Regions from separate parts of the Mus musculus genome. Here regions 2, 3 and 4 are each linked to region 1. A link is a loop called in an ENCODE intact Hi-C map of the cell type or tissue named here. Cell type or tissue: heart. All regions are shown on one strand.

Region 1 (5,000 bases):
TAGGCCTCGAATTCTTACAAGATGCAGCTTACTGTCTGTTCCAGTGTACAGATGAAAAGCCTGAAGCTTAAGGAACTTCTTTAATACTGCAAACAGGATTGGAATTCTTTCTTTTAAAGTCCACGTTATTCTGGCCTATTAAGCTACATTGGAAATGGACAAGGCCGTGCACTCTAGCTCTTCCCTGTTTCCCTATGTGTCTCATACTCGGGGTTAGAGCTCAGAGTTCAAGGTTCATTCAGCCTGAGACAACCCCAACATCACCTCTATATCAAATTGCTTTTCCTTTTTTCTTTCTTTCTCCCTTAAGACAGGGTTTCTCTATATAGCCTTGGCTGTGCTAGAACTCATTCTACAGACCAGGCTAGCCTCTAACTCACAGATCCGCCTGCCTCGTCCTCCTAAGTGCGGGGATTAAAGACATGCACCACCACTGTCCGGCTTCAAACTGTTTTCTTGCTTTGTTTTGATTATCATTTCCAATCCCAGCTTGCAGGCTTTCCCTGCAACCTGTAGAGCAGTGAGCTTCACCAAATGAATGCATCTTCTTATAGGGGCTCTGACGTCATCCCAGCAACCAGCTGACTCACTCACTGAAAAAGGCTACATTCTGGGCGTATCTTCCATGACAGTCCAGCAGGGTAGCTGTTGGGAACCCAAACATGTCCACTCCTGCTCGCTGACTTTGATCACCGCCTCTTCATATGATTCTTCCATGGGCTGGTCTGGAGAACCTGAGGGACAGAAAAAATAAATAAACCAAACCAAAAAAAAAAAAAAAAAAAACAAACAATAAAGGGCAGACCTGAGAGTTGAGATCAGTTTGGAGTGTAAACACAGGAAATCCAGACTTTCTGAGGTAATGTCACTGCAAAGTGGGCTAAAGATAGCAGGACTGGAGGGCTGGAGAGATGGCTCAATGGTTAAGAGCACTGGCTGCTCTTCCAGATGTCCTGAGTTCCATTCCCAGCAACCACATGGTGGCTCACAACCATCTGTAATGGGATCTGATGCCCTCTTCTGGTGTATCTGAAGACAGCTACAGTGTACTTACATATAATCATAAATAAATGTTTGGGCAGGGTGGGCTGGGGTGGGGGTGGGGAAGATAGCAGGACTGACCAAACAGAAATGAATCTAGGAGCAAGGAGGCAGAGGGAAACAGATAGCAGAGAAGTAGGAGTGCCTACTGTACTGTTAGTCCCCAGGTAAGGGCCGCTCTGCTTGCATTTGGTCTTGATAAAAAATTGGGGTTCTCTACTTTCCAGGCAAGAAGTCAGCACACCAGCCTTCCTGACTGGTGTTAGGAAGAAATAGCTCCAGCTTTCCTTTTCAGCTCCCCTCAAGTTACAAGGACCTAACAAAGAAGGTCTTGTTACCTTCTGGTAATTCTTAGTAGGCTCTTAACCCAAACCACCACTCCCTCCCCCCACCCCCCATGGAATGCTTATTTAAGGATCAAATTCCTGAATCTGTACACTTTGTTTACATAGTGGTACAGTATAATCTTTGTTTCAGTATGTCTGGTCAAAATGCTGGATTCCTAGCTTAATGAATTAGCAATCTGATGGTACGATTTTCTATTTTATTAACCAAATAGCTAACCCTTCTATCCATTCAGTTATATAGCCTGATGTCAAGAAATCTTTGAAGGATTCACTTCCAACTTGGAACACAAGCTATAAAGGGGTCCCCTGTCATGCTGCAAATGCATTCACTTAGAGATATTATTGATTAAAAATAAAGCCAACAAAACTCCCCTGTGATTCACAAAGAAAAGCACATGGTAGCTACTCCCTGGGGCTGGACTTTTTTGTCTCTGGAGTGTCTAGAGAACATGGTTAAGTCAAAATGAGTGAACACGGTAGATACCTGAACTCCTCTACCTGCTAAGAAGTAGCCAACATGCCTCAGCTGTGTCTCCAGACTCCCTGATTAATAGCAGGACAACTGACAACAGGAAATTGTCAAGGAAGAACCTGTTCAAGTCAGAGCAATCAAATTCTTGAAGATATTGAAAGAGAGTGATTTCGTAACACAAAACGCTGCTTTTCCTATCAGAAATGTTACCACAGCTCAGAATTAGGCCCCGAGAGACTTGAATTTTTTGCCTTGTTTCCCTCGGTGTATGCCCTGTAGCAGAACAACCTAACAGCCCCGACTCCAGTTTCTTCTCTTAGTAAACAAGTTAACACTATCTCAATTAGCTAGCTCTCGGAAGAACTGAGGACCAGAAAGTGAGGGATCTCTTACATTTGAGACACGCCCTACAAATCCAAGACCTAAAATGGTGCTTTTTCAGGAGAGAGGGCTGGAGGACAGACAGGGTGATCTGTAGGGTTTGGGAAAAATCTAATGAGGCAATTTAACGTGCGATTAGGAGCTTTGGGTGAGGATGAATTCCCCCCACGCTGGACGCCACTCCCTGCTAGGCTCTCTCCCTAGGCGTGAACTCTGCTCTCCTGGCCTAGCTGGACCTTCCTGTGGCCCCTCCCACGCTCGCGGGGCCCCAGCCTCCCAGGGACCCCGACATTGCAGCAGGACCCTTCCGCAGCACACCGCGGCCCACCCGCTCTCCGACCAGCGCACCCTTGTCTGCGGTTGGCGATTTTGGCCCGGACGGCCAGCCTGGCCTGCTCACGCGCCCTGGCCGGAGCAGCAGGCTCAAGACACAGCCCCCTCTCTCGGGCGCACAGCCCCGGCCTCAGCAACACTCACCGCAGCGGCGCGCGCCCGCAGACAGACAAAGCCGGCGCCGAGCCCGTAGCAGCCGCTGCAACGCTGCGCGTCGCCGGACCACAACTCCCAGGAGCCCGCGCGCGCCCCGAGGCACTGTGGGAAGCGCCGCGACCGAGCTGCGGCAGAAACGCGGTGGCTGCTTCTGGTTGTTGGGGAGCGCCGTCCTGTGGAGGAGCGGTGGTTGAAGCTTGGGAATGCTTATGACGTTAAAACTGCAGAAGACTCAGGGTTCCCTATAGGAGCCGGGACCAAGTATTTCGGACAAAGAATCAGGAATACTCTCTGGTCCGTGTAATAAGTTTTTTTTCACCCAAAAGATGGACGAGGCACTGCAGGACTTCGGAGTTTAGGTACTACCCCGACTAGTTGTACGACCCAGGGCGCTCACTTGTGGGGAGCCCAGGTCCGACGGCTCCAGGACCCCATAGGGCACCTACGCGGGGCCCGGGAGACTTTCTGAGCCAAGGGAACTCGAGGGAACAGTATTCCCTGAGTGGACACTAACATTGTCTTCCTAACTGAAGAAGTTAATGACACAAGGGTTGAGATTTGAACACTCTAAAATTAGTTATTAGAGATGGGAGAGTAGCCCTTTTGGTCCTGAGAGGGGCGTGGATGAAATTGAGCATCCATTCAATAAAATCTCTTTTAAGATGCCTTAAACGTCCATCGACTGCATTTATTTATATGCATTTCTAATAGCCTTTTTTTTTTTTTTTTTTTTTTTTTGGTTTTTCGAGACAGGGTTTCTCTATATAGCCCTGGCCATCCTGGAACTCACTCTGTAGACCAGGCTGGCCTCGAACTCAGAAATCCGCCTGCCTCTGCCTCCCAAGTGCTGGGATTAAAGGCGTGCACCACCACTGCCTGCCTCTAATAGCTTTTCTAAAGGACATTAGTCTCACCCTGGAGCCCTGACTTGACTTCTTTCGTAGTGAGCCTCCCCCAGAGTCTTCCCTTGGTAGATTTAGCTATCCTATTGAATGAAAGAGACCATAAGAAATGTTCCTCTTGCAGTGCCCTTGTTCCTTTCCCAGAATTACATGTGTCAGACTGGATGAAATATTTGACTTCACAGGACATCTCTGTTCTGTGAGACCAGATGTGGGATTAGGACAAGTTTTAGTTGACAAAGCATCGGTAGGAAAAGGGGGCCATCAGGGGAGACAAGAACTCATGTTTCCTTCATAAATCTGCAAAGATTCTCTTAACAGCCTTGAGGACTTGGGTACACGTATTTTTTGGGAAAAAAAGATCCCATTTTGTTTAGTGTGTGGATGTGAGGGGTGTCTTGCTGTGCCTGTGGAGGTCAGAGAATCATTAGTATGAGTGGGCTCACCCTTTCCTACAGGGAATCGAACTCAGGTCATCAGACTTGGCAGCAGGCACTATTACCTACACACCATCTTACTGGCCCAGATCCATTTGATAGAGTGGTTACGATTGGGGTTGAAAGATCAGAGTCCCTAGACACATGGTTCTTGCCAAGATCTTAAATGGGGCATAGTCCTCAGCCACCACCTGCATCTTAACACTTGCATCAGGAAGGGGGGAGGGTGCCGAGTGAGGGCTAGGGGTGAGTTCTGCCAGTGCGTATTTAAATGCTTGTTACAGACATCTCCATCCCTGGTACCTTACATCACTAGGGGAAGGAATGATAATTCAGACAGTGACATTAGTTATGACAGTCTCACTACTTGGATAAAGAAACTGCTCAAATGACCTCCTATGCGGAGACCCTCTACGTGGATCAAATGTGTGATAAAGCACAGATCCACAAAAGACCCAGAAGAAAAACTGAATTAATGTGATCATGATCTCAGTGTAGGAAAGGACGTTTGCAACCACGATAAAATGGACAAAAATAAGAAAAAGGTTAGCCGGGTGTGGTGGCGCACGCCTTTATTCCCAGCACTTGGGAGGCAGAGGCAGGCAGATTTCTGAGTTCGAGGCCGGCCTGGTCTACAAAGTGAGTTCCAGGACAGCCAGGGCTATACAGAGAAACCCTGTCTCGAAAAACCAAAAACCAACCAACCAACCAACCAAACAAACAAACCACCCTCTCCCCCCCAAAAAAAAACCAAAAAAAACCAAAAAAGAAAAAGGTTAAAATTTAACACTGTGGCCAATACCACTAAAGGAAGACAACACATGACAGAGTTAAGGGGGAAACCCTAGTGACAGACATCATGTAAGTCAACAAGGCAAAGAAACAATATTCTGATAGAAATATGGCCAACAGGGTCTGGAGAGATGGCTCA
Region 2 (5,000 bases), 75 kb before region 1:
TAGTAAACTCACTAATGACTGTTTCTCCAAAGCAAACTAACAAATTAATTTACAATTACTTCTCTTTAATAGCTTACCTTAAAGAACCACCACAGATGCCTTCTGTAGGAAACACTTAATGGAAGGTAACAAGTTTTCCTTTAAAAAAACAAAACACAAAACCCAAGATTGGTCTCATGGCCTCAGATTCCATGCATTATTGTACAGAAGGGACCTTCTGGGAGCTGGGCTCAGAGCAAGCTAAGATGCTCATGTCCAGAAATATATTTATTATAGCCCTAGGACCAACATATTTAGGTTTCCATTATTTGTTTCATCTTTTCCTGGGTAGAGGACATCAGCAAACAACTCATTTACTTAGCAGAGAACTAATCAGAGCTTAATTTAAATGTAAGAGAAATTTAAAATTTAAATGAAGGAAGGCAAAGGGAGAGAGCTGGGATCTGGGGGCACTTCCTGAAATTCCTCTAGAGGCAATGTAGAGTTCACTTAAAATCCTGTTTTATTTTGTCCCCCCTGCTGGGGGTGTGGTGGGGGTCAGGGGACACCTCCAGATGACAATGCTTTTCACTAATCATAACCCATGCGAAAAGGCTATCCTTAAATGATAAGGACATGAGCTGAATCCTATGAAAACTTATGCTGCATTCTTCATTTTGGAAATGTGGTAATTTTTGCCTAGTGTCTTAAAGTAGAGGTAATTGCATTTGCATTGTCTCATACTTTCTGTGATTATTACTAAGGTATGGGAGGGTGCTAAGCCTATTTTAAAATAAAAGTTTCAAAGACTCTGTAACAGGGTTTCACTTCAGAGTTTCAACCATATTCCTGCCCATAAAATTGTAATGACTGGATCCCCTTCTTCCAACTCCGATCTTCTACCCAGTGTGGTAGGTAATACCTGTAGCCTCCCTTGGAGAGACCACAGGGCACGCAGCTGGCAGCTAGACCTACATTAACGTACTGGCACAAGACCTGTGAATATGTGAACTGTGGAGACATGCCCAGCAAAAAGAGCAGATGGAATGGTCTCATTAGAAGTACTGTTTGAGCACCCAGAGATTTGGTTTTAATTGCAAGACACGCTACCGGATCCATTTGCATCATTCTGGGTGACTGGCTCCTAATACTGTAGCCAGCCAAGGCCTACATGCCCTCTTAATTTCCACAACTTGAGCACTAAAGAAAATGCACTATTTAAAAAAAAAAAAAAATCAGGCAGAGACTGCTTTTCTAGGAAGCTACCCAGTCAGTGATACTGGTTAAACTGGATTTTCGCTGCCTTCAGGTAGATCCAGGTAAGATAGACGAGGTGCGCCCTTTGAATCCTGGACTAGTTAAGTTTATCGGCCGAACAAACAGGGCGGCTCAAGCACCACCCACCTAGTTCTTTTGTTCGGGCCCGCTTGGTGGGAGCCTTGCTGCACCCTCCTCCTCCGTGCATCTTTGTGTTCCAGGAAGTCGCCGGAGTTTTCACTGGGAGCCCGCCCTCGTCCTCCCTCCATTTTGTAAATGAGTTTTAACCTCCGGAACGCCGGGAGCGCGTCCAGGCAGATTCTCTTACTCAGAAAGTTACACTCTTAAGACCACGAGAGCCGCGGCTTCAAAACTACTGCCTTTTTCTGCTCTAAAACTTACCAGGGGAGGAAGGTAGAAGTGACTTCTATATTCAGTAAGGAACGCGGCTTACGAACTCAAACTCCACCCGACGCCTTAAAAACGCAGAGGGCTCCGGGGAAAGTCCAGGTGCATCTTTTTGTTCTCAACCTGAAATGGAAGTTCCAATGACCATGGGCAAACGCTTTCTGTGGAAGCGGAGCCCCTGGAGACGAGCGTTTTGGCGGGAAGCAGGGCGGAGGGCAAGGTGACGCTGCTCCGCGGCCTTCGCCCGGTAGTCGACCGCGCCGCGCAGCGAGCGCCTGCCGGGCAGGAAGGTCCGCCCCGGGGCCTGCGCGGGCTCGGGCGGGAGCTTCCGGGCGGGGGCGGGGGATGGGAGGCTCCTGCGCCTCGGAGGGTGGTGGAGGGGAAGACTCAGGGCGGGGAAGAGGGCTGAGCAAGAACTCGCGCAGGCCGAAGGGTGGAAAGGCTCCAAGAGGGAAACTTCTAGGTGACCAGGTAAAGTACGCTGCCTGGAGCCTGAGGCTCGGGCGGGAAGCGGGGCTCACCACGCCGAAAAGGGCGTTCGGGTCCGGAGTCCGGGAAGCTGCAGCCGCGTGATCTACAGCGGCAGTCGGACTGGGGTCACGGGGTGCAGAGAAGGAAGTGCCCTGCCGGGCCCGCCAATATGTCACCAATGAGAAAAGCGTGCCTGCAGGTGTGGCCCGCGAACAGTGGGTTTGGCCGGCGCCGGAAGTGGGGGAAGGAAAGGGGAAGACTTCTCGCCGAGTTCTGGGTAAAGGAGCCAGCCACCTGAGCAAAGTCCAGACTACAGCTACAGTTGGAAAGGGGAGCGCAATGAGGCGTTGAAGACGCAGCAAAGTAAAACCGAATCACCTAGCACTGGGATGCTACAGGATAAAGACCTGCCGACACCCAATACTTGCTTTTTTTCTTTTGACCATGGGCTCGAGGATATTTTCCATGTTGAAACATAAACTTTAAAAAACTAAAAACTTCCGCCAGACGTGGTGGCCGCACTTAATCGCTCAGGGGGCTTAACGCAGGAGGATCTAAAGCCGATACCAGTGTATATAGTGTGTACGAGTTAATTCCGGCCTTGTCTCATTTTTTTACATATATTAATATCGGGTGTGGTGGTGCACACCTTTAATTCCAGCATTCCGGGGGCAGAGGCCTGCCTAGGCTTCCTCTTGAGTTCCCCCAAAGCCCTTGACTTCTAGAAGCTGACAACCTAAGTTTGGTTCCCCAGTGACCACATAGTGGAAGGGGGGCTTGACTTTTGAATGTAATTGGCCCACATGTATAAAAATGAACCTTATAAAGTCTGTACCCAAGAGGCAATCACAAAATGTATTTTAATTCAAAGCAATTAGATTGAGAACTGATTAGATTATTTCAAAGGCCTATGTTTTAAGGACCCAGAAAGATGCAGAAAGAAAGGCATTAGCTGGGTAGGCACCCAGCTTGACACCTGAGGGTACCAACCCCCAAAAGACCCACAGGAGAAGGGGCTAAAGTTGTCCTCTGACCTAAGCACACTTGTAGTGAAAACACTGCAAGCACTCTTATACATAACTACTTTAAAATGTTACTAAAGTTTATTTTCTGCAAAAACTGGAGGAGAGAAACCTGAAACTAAAGCTGGTGATAGCTGCAAATGCTTAGGCTTAAAAAAAATAATCTTAAATAACCTTTCATGGTAAAGTTGTGTAGAAATGTTTAGAACTAAAGAGACAAGATAAAATGAGAAATGACCTAATCTTTCCAGTAAAGTCAAGGTAGGACTTAACCATCAAGAGACTTGAAAAAGAAAACAAAATGAAGCAAAACCTGAAATGTATGGCCCATGTTTGATTATTTTTTGAGACTATGTAGAGGTGATTGAGCTCCATATACTGAGCTCCAACTCAATATGGAACTTTTAAGCTAAAATTGAACTCCCAATTTTGCTTTTTCCAAAAAGCTTTTGCAATCTTCCTGCTCCAGCCTCTTGAATGGAATGCTGTACATAGACTCCAGACCAGCTCAGCTACTTCCTCCTATGCTCTTGACACAAATGAACACTGACCACAAATTTCTATTTGTACAATCTGTGGATGTTCCAAAATAAAGGAATTGGAGCTGAATGGTAGCACTGCAGATACCTATTATCTCAACATTTGGGGAGCTGAGGAAAAAAGAATTTTAAAAGAATGAAAGAGGGATTCAAAGAAAACCATATGCACACCTTCCTGTTTTTCCAGAAAGCTAGGTAGAATTTGGCTCCTGTACACAGGTCAGGCAGCTAATTCTGGCTTCTGTGGGTTCATTTCATATATTGTTACAGGAAGGTATTAATAAGAAGTTGGTGGGGCTGGTGAAATGGCTCAGTGGGTAAGAGCACCCGACTGCTCTTCCGAAGGTTTGGAGTTCAAATCCCAGCAACCACATGGTGGTTCACAACCATCCATAAAAAGATCTGACTCCCTCTTCTGGATTGTCTGAAGACAGCTACAGTGTACTTACATATAATAAATAAATTAATCTTAAAAAAAAAAAAAAGAAGTTGGTTTTCAACAGACAAATCCTAGAAACAGTTGTGAGGTAGTAAGACTTAAGATTTATCTAGAAATTATCTATCTGCAGTGTATAGGAAAATGTCCATCACTGAAAATCTGTTGGAGCTAAATGGCAGTTCATTTCATTTTTTTCCTTTGTTTGAAATAGTCCATTATAAAAATGCTACCAATCCCCAAAGTCTTGCTTATAAAAACTCAAATTTGAGTATGTTAGTTCAAGTAGGCCTAACTCAAACCCTAGGTTCTATCCCTACCACCAAATAAACCTAGTATGGTGACTGAGGAGTTCAAGTGTTTGTATGTGCCAAAGCACTTGAAGACAGAAAGCTCAGAAACTCACACCTAGTGGTAAAGGTGACTGTGGCAAAGCCTGACCACTTCTTGAAGCAAACATGGTGAAGAGAACTGACTTTTACAAAGCTATCCTCACATAGAGGGAAAAAATGAATAAGGGTTGAGGGGTGGCCAACAATCAAGAGGCAGTGCCCAGCCTGGTCAACATAGCCAAAGCTACAAAGCAAGATGCTATCTGTTCTCAATAAGCAGTTTAAGATCATCCCCTGGAATACTGAATTCCAGGCCAGACAGGGGTTACAGGAGACCACACCTAATAAAAAATCACCTAATCTTAAGATTCTAAATCCCGTCATCAAAAGTAGATAAATAATTCATATTATGAAGTGAAACAGTACTAAATGAAAATTTGAGCCTTGTAGGACAGCACAGACATAATTTTTACATGTTTAAGGCCCTCTGTGAGGACCCCATGGCTGAGAAAGAGAAATCTAGGTTGTTTCTACCAAGAGTACTACTACTTAGGTC
Region 3 (5,000 bases), 260 kb before region 1:
GACCTATCTACCTTATGACCCAATGATGGCACTCCTGAGCACATACCCAAAAGACTATTCCCTGCTATAGACAAGCATGCCCACCCATGTTTATAGCTGTTCTATTCACAATAGCTAGGACATGGAAACATCCTAGATGTCTATTAATTGATGAATGGCAATGCAGTATGGTACCTATCTATATACAGTGTGGTACCTGTATACAATAGTACCCATATACAGTGTGGTACCTATATACAGTGTAGTACCTATATACAGTGTGGTACCTGTATACAGTGTGGAGCCTCTATACAGTGGTACCTATATACAATAAAATTTCACTCAATGTAGTACCTATATACAATAGAATTTCATTTGACCATAAAGAAAAAGTGAAATTGAGGAATTTTCAGGTAAATGGATGAATCTGGAAAACATACTGAGTGAGCCAACACAGAAGAAGAAAGACAAACATGTTCTCACTAACATGTGGCTCTTAATGTTGAAACTTTAGTGTCTGTGTGTGTTTAATTTTGAGTACCTGTAAAATCTGTAGAACTACAAAGGGACCATCGGTGGAGAGAGGTTAGAGAGATCGTAAATGAGAGTGGATATAACAGGTAATATGAAGGAGGAAATGGAAAGAATGGGGGAGAGTTTTACATGGAGAGGGGAGTGGCAGGAGTGGGTGGGTGAGGAAAGGAAAAGTCACTTCTAAGGATACTTGAACGAGCCACGTGGAAACCTGTATTTTATAAGCTGCCTAAATAGCCACCAGTGTGGCAAAATATGTCCAGGGTCACTGTGGTAGATAATCATAGTTGTCAGTTTTATTGCATCTAGGATTCACTAAAACTTAAGGTGGGCACTCCTGGGAGGAATTTGATTATTCTGATTATTTGGAACAAGAAGATCCACAATAAATCTGGGTCACAACTTCTGGTGGCAGCCTACATGAAAGCATATGGAAGAAGGAAACTTTGCTCTTTGCCTGCTAGGCCTCACTCTTGTTAGCAAGTCCATTCGTTTGTTGCTATGGCGTTCTTTCATCAGTATTAGAACCAACTTCCTTAGGACTCCAATCTCAACCGCTGAGACATCCAGCCACGTGGACTGAATAACCACCATATTCTTGCCCTCTCCATTGTGAGACAGGCATTGCTGCACCATCCAGACCACATGCTATAATTTAAGAATAAAACACATATGTATGTATGTATGTATGTATGTATGTATGTATGTATGTATGTATGTGTGTATATGTATGTATATATATATATACATACACGTATATACATATACACATACACACATATACACATATACATGTATGCATATATATATATATATACTTATATATAAATGTTGTGGGGATAACATTCGACTTTCCAATTGGGTTTAAGGCCTGTTCCACAGGAGGAAATACAGGATGCCTGGTACTGAAAATCTGGTCAAGAACCTTTTGTTGGGGAGCCCACCAGACCCAAGGGTGAAATTAATACTATTATTTTGCTAAATAGATGTAGTATCAAACTGCCCTCTAAATTTGTATCTTTCTACACATAGATTAGTGCAAATTCCATTAGAAAAATTTCTTTGTGCAGTTAATGGTGGCTAATGCAGAAACACACGACTGGCCAAAGGGCAGAGCATAAGCAGGAAATCTTTATAACCACCCCCAAGGCTTAGGGGACAACATGGAAGGAGTGGAAAGACTGTAAGAAAGAGCCAGGTGTTAGGGGTCACTGGAGCAAAAACAGTGTCTTCTGGACATGACAGGCCCTCCCTCTGCACTTGTGAACTTAAACAGCTGTAGTTGCCTGCACAGTTACCATTCTAGCATGGGATAGGAAGGAATTCATGAGGCCCCAACCCTAGCTGAGGAGCTAAGAACAGTCGATAGCTTCTGGGGTTGGAAAGTCCGTTTTCTTTAAGGCTGTGGCTCCTAGTAGATGGACCATACCTCAGTAGGTGACCCCAATTCCCAGAAGTTCATAGAAAGGATATCTGGAATCAATGGGTTATTAAACTTAGAAATAAAAGGATATAAATTTAAAGTGGAGCAGGAAGGTATAAGGACTGATCTTAGAGAAGTTAGGTGGAAGAGTTGGGTGTGAATGCAATCAAAATATATTTTACGTAATTTGGAAAAAAATTAATAAACATTTATTTTGTAAAAACTGAGCTACTCTGGGGACTTGAGGTCAGGAAGGACAACCAGAACTCAGAGGGAGTTGTGGAGAACAGAGCATCCATCCAGACAATGACAATCACAAGGGCACAGAGAGCAGCAGGCTCAGCTCAGGCAGGTAGAGAGATCCACAGGGAAAGGGTAGCTAGCTCTCTTGGCTGGCTAGGACCTGATCTCACCCGCTGCCAATCATCATGAGTTGCATAATGCTGAGCCTAAGGCCAGCCAGTGGATCAACCTCTCTCTGGAGCCACCTACCTGTCACTGCTGAAGAGTCACTCAGGTTCCATGAATAGACTTGATACACCACAGCTTCCTTCCTTCAGCAGGGTGACTAATGCCCAACAGTGCTTGAAAGCAAGAACACAAGCCCTCTGCCTGAAATGATCCCAGCCTCTCATTGATTCCCACACACTCAGGGGCCACACCCCCAAAGCTAAGACATTAGTAGCCCCTGGGGGGACCATCTGAGGAAGGTGAGAAAACCTGTTCAGTTTATAGACTGCAACCTTAAGTGTGGCCAGCAGAGGCCTCTGGTATGCAAAGAAAGGAAGCTGTAAGGTAAAGACCGCCCCAGCAGACCTCAAACACTTGTCTAATAAAGTCACCGGGCAATGGCGTAGGCCAGGGTCTCAAGGATCTCAGGTGCACAGCAAACTGGAGACCAGCCTGAAATATATGAGGCTTGTATTAAAATAAATGAACAAGAAATTAGAAAGATCTCATCTCACCCAGCGAAACACTTCAAAGTCTTAGAAAAATAAGAAAATCCAAACCCAAAAGCAATAGATAGCAAAAGAAAGAGACGAAGGAAGGAAGGAAGCAAGGAAGCAAGGAAACAAGGAAGGAAGGAAGCAGGGAAGGAAGATAGATAGATAGATAGATAGATAGATAGATAGATAGATAGATAGATAGATCAGGGGAGAAATTAATAAAATGGAGATCGAGAGAACAATACACACACTCAAACAAAGACCCTAAAAACTCCACCAGAAAAGTCTTAGAACTATCATTTTTCTCTCTATTTTTTTGAAAAAAATCATACAATATATTCTGATAAGTTTCTCCTCCCTCAGCTCCTCAAAGACCCTTCCCACCTCTCAGCCACTCAACTCCATGGCCTTTTTTTCTCTTTCTCTCTTTAGAAAACAGGCAAGCGAACAAACAACCGCAACAAGAAAACAATTTTTAATGAGAAAACACACACACACACACACACACACACACACACACACACACACACACACAAAAACCACAGAGAAACAACGCATAAAAACACAAACTGAAAACTCTCAGCAAAATGGTAAAACACAACATTTCTCTACCAAGAGCCACCACTTTTCTATCATGGCGATGAGAAAGCTTCAGAGAAAGCATTTAAGGCAGCGGTTCTCAGCCTTCCTAACGCTGCAACCCTTTCATACAGTTCCTCAGGCTGTGGTGACCCCAACCATAAAACGATTTCATTGCTACTTCATAGCTGTAACTTTGTGCTTAGGTGACCCCTGGAAAGGGGACATTCAACCCCCAAGGAGTTGCAACCCACAGGCTGAGAACCATTTGGGGGGTTGTCCTATTCGAATAGTTGAAAAGAAAAATGTAGGAATAACCCTAATAAGAGGGTGGAAGTCCTCCAAATAAAAACTGGAAGATACTGAAGAAAGATATTGAAAAAGACACGGCAGACAGCAAGGCCTCCCACGCTCATATATTGGCAGAATTAATACCATTAAAATGGCTGTATTACGAAAAGCGAGTCCAGATGTAACATGTCCTCATCAAAATGTCAACAGGATTCTTCACAGAATGATTTAAAAAAAAATCCTAAAACGCCTGTGAAAACACAGAAGAATCCCAAACAACCCATGCAATCCTTAGAAAGCACTGCTGGGAAAGAATACTACTGAGGCAGGCATGATCCTGCCTGCGAAGCTGGCATGAGAGCTCAGGTTGGGGCCAGGGTTAAGAGCTCTGGCTTCTCTTGCAAAGAACCGGCTCAGCTCCCCACACCCACTTGGCAGCTCACAACCATCTGTAACTCCAGCTCCAGGGGACCTGATGTCTTCTTCTGGCCTCCATGGGTACCAGGCATGTCCACATACTGCACAGACAGACATGTGTGCTGGCAAAACACCCATGCACATAAATAAAGATACATGGTAAATATTTTTAAAAGAAGATCCCAAGTTCAGAGTCAGCAGGGCTACACAGCAAGATGCCACTGCAAACACGTGGTCTCTTTCACTCTGTTTCTAGAAGGTTGTAAAAACGAGACGTATTTGGGGGATGGAGCAGTGGCTCAGCAGATAAGAGCACTAGCTGTTCTTGCAGTGGACCTGGGTTAGGTTCCCTGTACCTTCATGGCAATTCACAGCTATTTGCAACTCCAGTTTCAGGGGATCTGACACCATCTTTGGGCCTCCAAGAACAACAGGCACACACATGGTGCATATACATATATGTAGGTAGACACTCATACACATTAAATAAAAATAAATACTTCTTTAAAAAAAAACTGGGTTTTTTTCCACAAATAGTTGGGAAAAAAAACCAAAGGCCTGGAAGTCACTTGGACATGAACTTTTCTATCTGGGACAATTGTTTTTATCCACATGTTCAACTTATTTAATAATTACAAAGCAATTTGACTTTTCTGCTTTTTCCTCTAGTTTTCTCAGTTTTGAGTGAGTTGTCTGGATACATTACAATTCTATAATGGTAGAATAGAGTTTTGATGAAATCCACAACATTGCTTGGACTATCATCTTGCTTTCTAGTTATCGACAGAATTTAGGCTAATACCACCTCATTATCATTACTAGTATCATTT
Region 4 (5,000 bases), 67 kb before region 1:
AATTAACCATTACATATATATTAATGGAAACAAAGCAAGATCTAAATGTTTTGTAAGAAACGCTATGTTGGCCCCTCACTCAAGATAGGACCTTGCAAACAATATGCTAACAAATGAAATGTGAAGTTGATGGCATATTAAGAACTAGTCGGGCAATGGTGGCGCATGCCTTTAATCCCAGCACGTGGGAGGCAGAGGCAGGCGGATTTCTGAGTTCGAGGCCAGCCTGGTCTACAGAGTGAGTTCCAGGACAGCCAGAGCTACAGAGAAACCCTGTCTCCAAAAACAGAATTTAAAACAAACAAACAAACAAACAAACAAACTAGACATTAAGTCTATAGGCCTCCACTAACTCAAATAGAAATAATCTGATAATCAGAACACCCAGACTGTAATGGTAATCTTACATTGGAATCCCAGCACCTGACCAGCAGGAGTTCAAACCTGGGCTACACAGGCATCTCTCTGGGTACATGGACACAGTGACTTTACATGTGGCACTCCTGCACTCAATCTTAGCAGTGGAAGGAAGACTAAAGCAAGCATACTCCACTTTTTGAAATTGAGAAGGAGCTAAATTGTTGTATTCACCTTTAATCCCATCACTTGGGAGTCAGGGGCAGCCCAATCTCTAAATTCAGGGACAACCTGGTCTACAGAGTGAGTTCTAAGACAGCCAAGGCTACACAGACAAACCCCGTTTCAGAACATCAGAGGGGAAAAAATTTAGACCCTAGGAGTAGTGGTATACACCCTTTAGTCCCAGCACTCAAGAAATAGCAGAAGGTTCTGAGTTTAAAGCCAGCCGGATCTAAAGAACTAGCCACAGGTCAGCCAGAGCTACAACATAGAGACCCTGTCTCAAAAGCAAAATAAATAAAATTTTTAAGAGAAAGGGATGATAGGCACCTGCTGAAATCCTGGTGACCCCAGTTTTATCCCAGAAGACACAGTAGCAAAGTGGGCCAAAAGCTGTTCTCTGACCTCTCCATGTTACTGGTATCATCTGCCCACAACCATTCACTTGTGGGTTACACAGAGAACTGAAATTTTTTTGGTAAGCAAATGGTCAGTAGTTTTATTTCGGCATTTACTAAAGTCTTAAATATAATCACATATAAAACAAACATTTCAGAGTTCCAGGACAGCCAGGGCTACAAAGAGAACCCTGTCTTGAAAATCCAAAAAGAACAAAATAACCCCCCCCCCAAACAAAACCAAACATCTCAAAAGTACAAAATACAGCCAGGCGTGGTAGTGTACACCTTTAATCCCAGCAATTGGGAGGCAGAGGTGGGCGGATTTCTGACTTCCAGGCCAGCCTGATCTAGAAAGTGAGTTCCAGGACAGCCACAGCCAGGGCTATACAGAGAAACCGTGTCTCGAAAAACAAAAGAAAGCTGTTACACACACACACACCCCCTTGTATTAGCTGTGCTTCGTGATACATGCCTTTAATGCCAGCAATTCACAGCACTATGGAAGCAAAAGTAGGTGTGTTGCTTGAGTTTGAAGCCAGCCTTATCTAAATATACAGTAATTTTGCGCCAAGGCGTAATATAATAGTTAGACCCTACCTCAAGAAACAAGTAATCACTTTTGCATTTACTTTTAGATCCAGTGTGCCCAGGCCTTCCTTCAAATCAAACCATGAATCTTTTTTAAAAATTACTACAAAAACGGGCATAATACAGACAGAATGGGGCTGACAAAGCGTGCCTAAAGCCTGCCATGCCCAGTAACTACTAATGGGGTGTGGTCGAGTTAGTACTCCAATCTAGAGGTGGAGCTGAGTGATCTGGAATTCAAGGTCATCCTCTGTGGCTACATAATGATTTGTAACTTAAAAAAAAAAAAAAAGGCTGGTAAGACTAATGGCAACACGAGGGAGATAAGAAAAGCAGAAAGTTCAAAATTTAAGTCAGGATTTGGTCTGTAAGACTGTTCTCAACTGAGATCTACCTCCGAGCGCTGAGCGCAAAAGCATGCATAGCCACCCGGCGTACTCAAAAGTACTTCGACATTGTTCAATGGGCTAACGCACTTTTTGCCAGACCTTAGCTACCTGCGCTCAGTCTGAATACACAGATGGAAGAACTGAACCACGTTTTGACCTCCACTCCGCAGCACGAAGGGAAGAAAGACTTAAGTATTAACTATTTCCAGATATCGTCTGTCTTGTTCAACTAGAAGAATTAAATATTTAAACCACCCCCTGGACAGAGCGATAGATCATTGTGACAGGGACCCTCAATTCAATCCCAAGGACCCAGTGCTGGAAAAATCCATTTCTTCACCTTATCCCCTCACCTCCACGCACAAATAAACATTAAAGGAAACCGACTAAAATAAGCCCAAAAGTTCCGTAAACAAAACTGCCCAGGTTCAGGAGACCGATCCCGCACAGCCACATGGCGGCCACCCGCGCTCGCTCGCCCGCTTACTCCGCAGCCCGACTTGCAGGTAGGAAAGAGGCCCATTTGTTTGTTCCCGGACTGGCAGGGGCAGAAAAGGTCGCTGGGTGGGAGTCTTAGGGCACATGGGGCTGCCTCTCCGATCCCGCCGGGTCGGGAAGGCTCCGGAGAGCACGCGCCGAGGGAAGGCCGAGCGGGCCCACCTCAACTTTTCCCAGACACGTGAGGCTCCACAAACACAGCACAAAAGTGCTCGTAACTGCGGCTAAGGCCGACTAACCCACCTAGGCAAAGACTCCGCACCCCACACGCTAACACGATACCTCTGGGGGACGGGACCGGCGCAGACCGGTGCTCCTAGCTCCCGGGCCGCCACGAGGAGGAAGCGAGGCGCTCGGCTTCGCTCGGGCCGGGCGTGGGCGGTGGGCGGAGCCGTCCCGCCCAGTCTTGTGAAACTCCGGGCGCCTCGGGCCACGTGAGCGCCCGCTCGTCTTTCTCCAAACTACAACCACCGCCCGGGCCTGCCGGGGGGCCGCTGACAGAGCGTAAGCCGCGGTGGGTGAGAAGCGCTCCACCCTCACCCCCCCCCCCAATATCCCGCCGAGGAAGCCGCGCCTGCGGGCGGGGTGGGGGGGCGGCTCTGAGGAAAGCCGCGCTTTCTCCGGGCGGGCGTGGGCCGCGGCTGCGGTCTCCCAGGCCCTCCGCACACCTCAGCCCAGAGGCCCGGCCCTACCGACCGGACTCCAGCCCTCAGTCCCCGCTCCCCCGACCGCACACCTCGGCCACGCGGCCCAATCCCCGTCGAAAATGCGCTGAACTTCGGCTCCCGACCCCAAACCCCGGCCACGCGGTCCCCAGCTCCGTGGGCAGCCTCCGCACGGCTATGGCTGTGCGGCGGCCACCTCGGCCCCGTTCCTTCCGAGTCCGGATCCCACGCCCGCCATCCAACGCCCGCCGGGCCCAGGCGCCAGCACACCCCGCCGGCGGCCCTCACCTCCGGCTTCTCGGCTCCACGCTCCCACTCACATCCGGACCTCGCCGGCCCTCAGAGCACCTAGAGGAGGGTGGAACCCCGGGGACTTGGCAGTTGTAGCTGAGGCAGTTGAGGCTTGTTTACTGTCACCATGGAAACCCCCACAGGCGCGCTCGCGGGACGGCCTCAGCGGGGCGAGTCAACCGCGCGGCCGGCCTGCTCCTCAACTCCCGCCTGCCGAGCGCCAGCGGCGCCTCCGGAAGCCCTCCTGATCCCCGGTCCGCTCCCCGCTCGGCCCACGCCCCGAGCACCCGGAAACAGTAGCCCGGGGAGCCCACTTTCCCTTCCCACAGCCGGCGTGACCGCGGGCTGGCCTTCCCCGAACCCCACCTTCAGGAAGACGAGGCGCAGTCCTCCTTCCACGACGGAGCCGGAAGGATGCAAGACGGTGATGGGGCGGAGCCTCAGGCAGCGGACATCCGGGCACAGGGCAGCCGCGGCGCCATTCTGACGAGCCCAGAACGGAGCCTAGGATTGGCCGGGGGAGGGAGAGGGGCGGGACTAGAGAGCTGTGGACCCGCCTCTGAGTCCCGGAGAGGACAGTGACGGCGCAGGCGCAAACATTGCGGGGGGGGGGTAGCAGGGGGAGGGGGCGGGCAAACGAGGGGGGGGGGGGAGACAGCAAGGTGGAGGGGGTTGTCCATAAAGAGACCTGTGGGCTGGTGAGTCGGTGGACGCTGAATTCTGCACGCGTGTCTCCGCATCCCGAAAAGTGATCCCAAAGGAATCAATGACCGCATGCGTGCGGAAAACTAGAATGGTGTCTTATGTAAAAGAAAGACCGCCTAAGGGCATCTCAGGCAGTCCGGAGGGATTTGTCTGAAGTTTCTAACTCTCAGCACTATGTGAACGCTGGGACAGATTTTCTTGATGTGTAATAATTTGGGAGGATTCTCTGCGAGATGTCGAGATACAAGCTAAAGTGAAGATTATTTTTGAAGCTTCCAGAGCCGCCTAGGCGGGCGTAGGAACACGAGCTGGTTCCTACGAACTCCATTTCTGCATGGAGGCGGCCGAGGCTACAATGCATGGTCGCGAGCTGCTGTCTATATAAACACTGGAGAAATTACAAGGCCGTTCAGAATAATCTCTGGTTATAAGTGAACTACAGTGATGAAGGAAACGTTTATAAAACAACACACCAGACTAACTCCAGAAAAAGGAAAGAAAACTTTGAGAGGAAAACCTGTCCAAGAAGAAAAATAGAAGTCAAATGATAGAAAACAGATGCTACAAAAGTTAGATAAGTATTCGTGAGCACTAAACCCAGAGCCTTGTAGTTGGCAAATTACATCCCCCACCTCTGATGTTTGTTTGTTTGTTTGCCCAGGGAGTGGGGCATTAAAATTGTTAAGTTCGTGCGAGTTATCACCACACTTTCAACTGAAGTCAGAGGACAATCCTGAGTGTTCTCTCCTTCCACCATGTGGGGTCCTGATCAAACTCAAGGTTGAAAGGCCTGTGCAGCAAGTTCTGCTGAGACCTCTCACCCTGCTCCTTGGGTGGTTTTATTTATTTTTAAAGTTCCTTACTATTGCCAGAGAAAGGTGCAA

What was found. A loop is a pair of places that touch in the nucleus more often than their neighbours do. Peaks named below come from ENCODE experiments on the same cell type or tissue, not always from the same donor. Only the 100,000 strongest peaks of a DNase experiment are listed, where the experiment ranks them.
Region 2: a loop joins it to region 1, with 4 times the contacts of the local background. A loop is called at or near these places in 16 of 42 quality-filtered maps.
Region 3: a loop joins it to region 1, with 2.1 times the contacts of the local background. A loop is called at or near these places in 4 of 42 quality-filtered maps.
Region 4: a loop joins it to region 1, with 4 times the contacts of the local background. A loop is called at or near these places in 7 of 42 quality-filtered maps.

The regions. Positions count from the first base shown.
Region 1 is chr6:117,838,987-117,843,986 of GRCm38, reverse strand. It overlaps Zfp637 (zinc finger protein 637), which reads right to left and starts at 2,806. Exons shown (of 3, transcript NM_177684.3): 1 at 2,719-2,806; 2 at 595-734. The coding sequence starts at 664. In heart, CTCF peaks have their summits at 2,689 and 2,900; a DNase peak (open chromatin) is centred at 2,796; H3K4me3 peaks cover 2,092 bases; H3K27ac peaks cover 1,621 bases.
Region 2 is chr6:117,914,237-117,919,236 of GRCm38, reverse strand. It overlaps Hnrnpf (heterogeneous nuclear ribonucleoprotein F), which reads right to left. Exons shown (of 4, transcript NM_133834.2): 2 at 1,639-1,767; 3 at 78-138. Among named protein-coding and RNA genes, the nearest start is that of 4933440N22Rik, 8.5 kb to the right of the region's middle. In heart, no CTCF peak of the experiment used is centred here; DNase peaks (open chromatin) are centred at 1,516, 1,986 and 2,256; H3K4me3 peaks cover 3,759 bases; H3K27ac peaks cover 2,297 bases.
Region 3 is chr6:118,097,087-118,102,086 of GRCm38, reverse strand. No RefSeq gene overlaps it. Among named protein-coding and RNA genes, the nearest start is that of Gm23908, 12 kb to the left of the region's middle. In heart, a CTCF peak has its summit at 2,682 (motif pointing right); no DNase peak of the experiment used is centred here.
Region 4 is chr6:117,905,617-117,910,616 of GRCm38, reverse strand. It overlaps 4933440N22Rik, which reads left to right and starts at 2,412. Exons shown (of 2, transcript XM_017321877.1): 1 at 2,412-2,513; 2 at 2,776-4,811. The coding sequence starts at 2,412. The coding sequence ends at 3,507. Hnrnpf (heterogeneous nuclear ribonucleoprotein F) reads right to left here and starts at 3,835. Exons shown (of 4, transcript NM_133834.2): 1 at 3,778-3,835. In heart, a CTCF peak has its summit at 2,765; DNase peaks (open chromatin) are centred at 2,846 and 3,826; H3K4me3 peaks cover 4,544 bases; H3K27ac peaks cover 3,761 bases.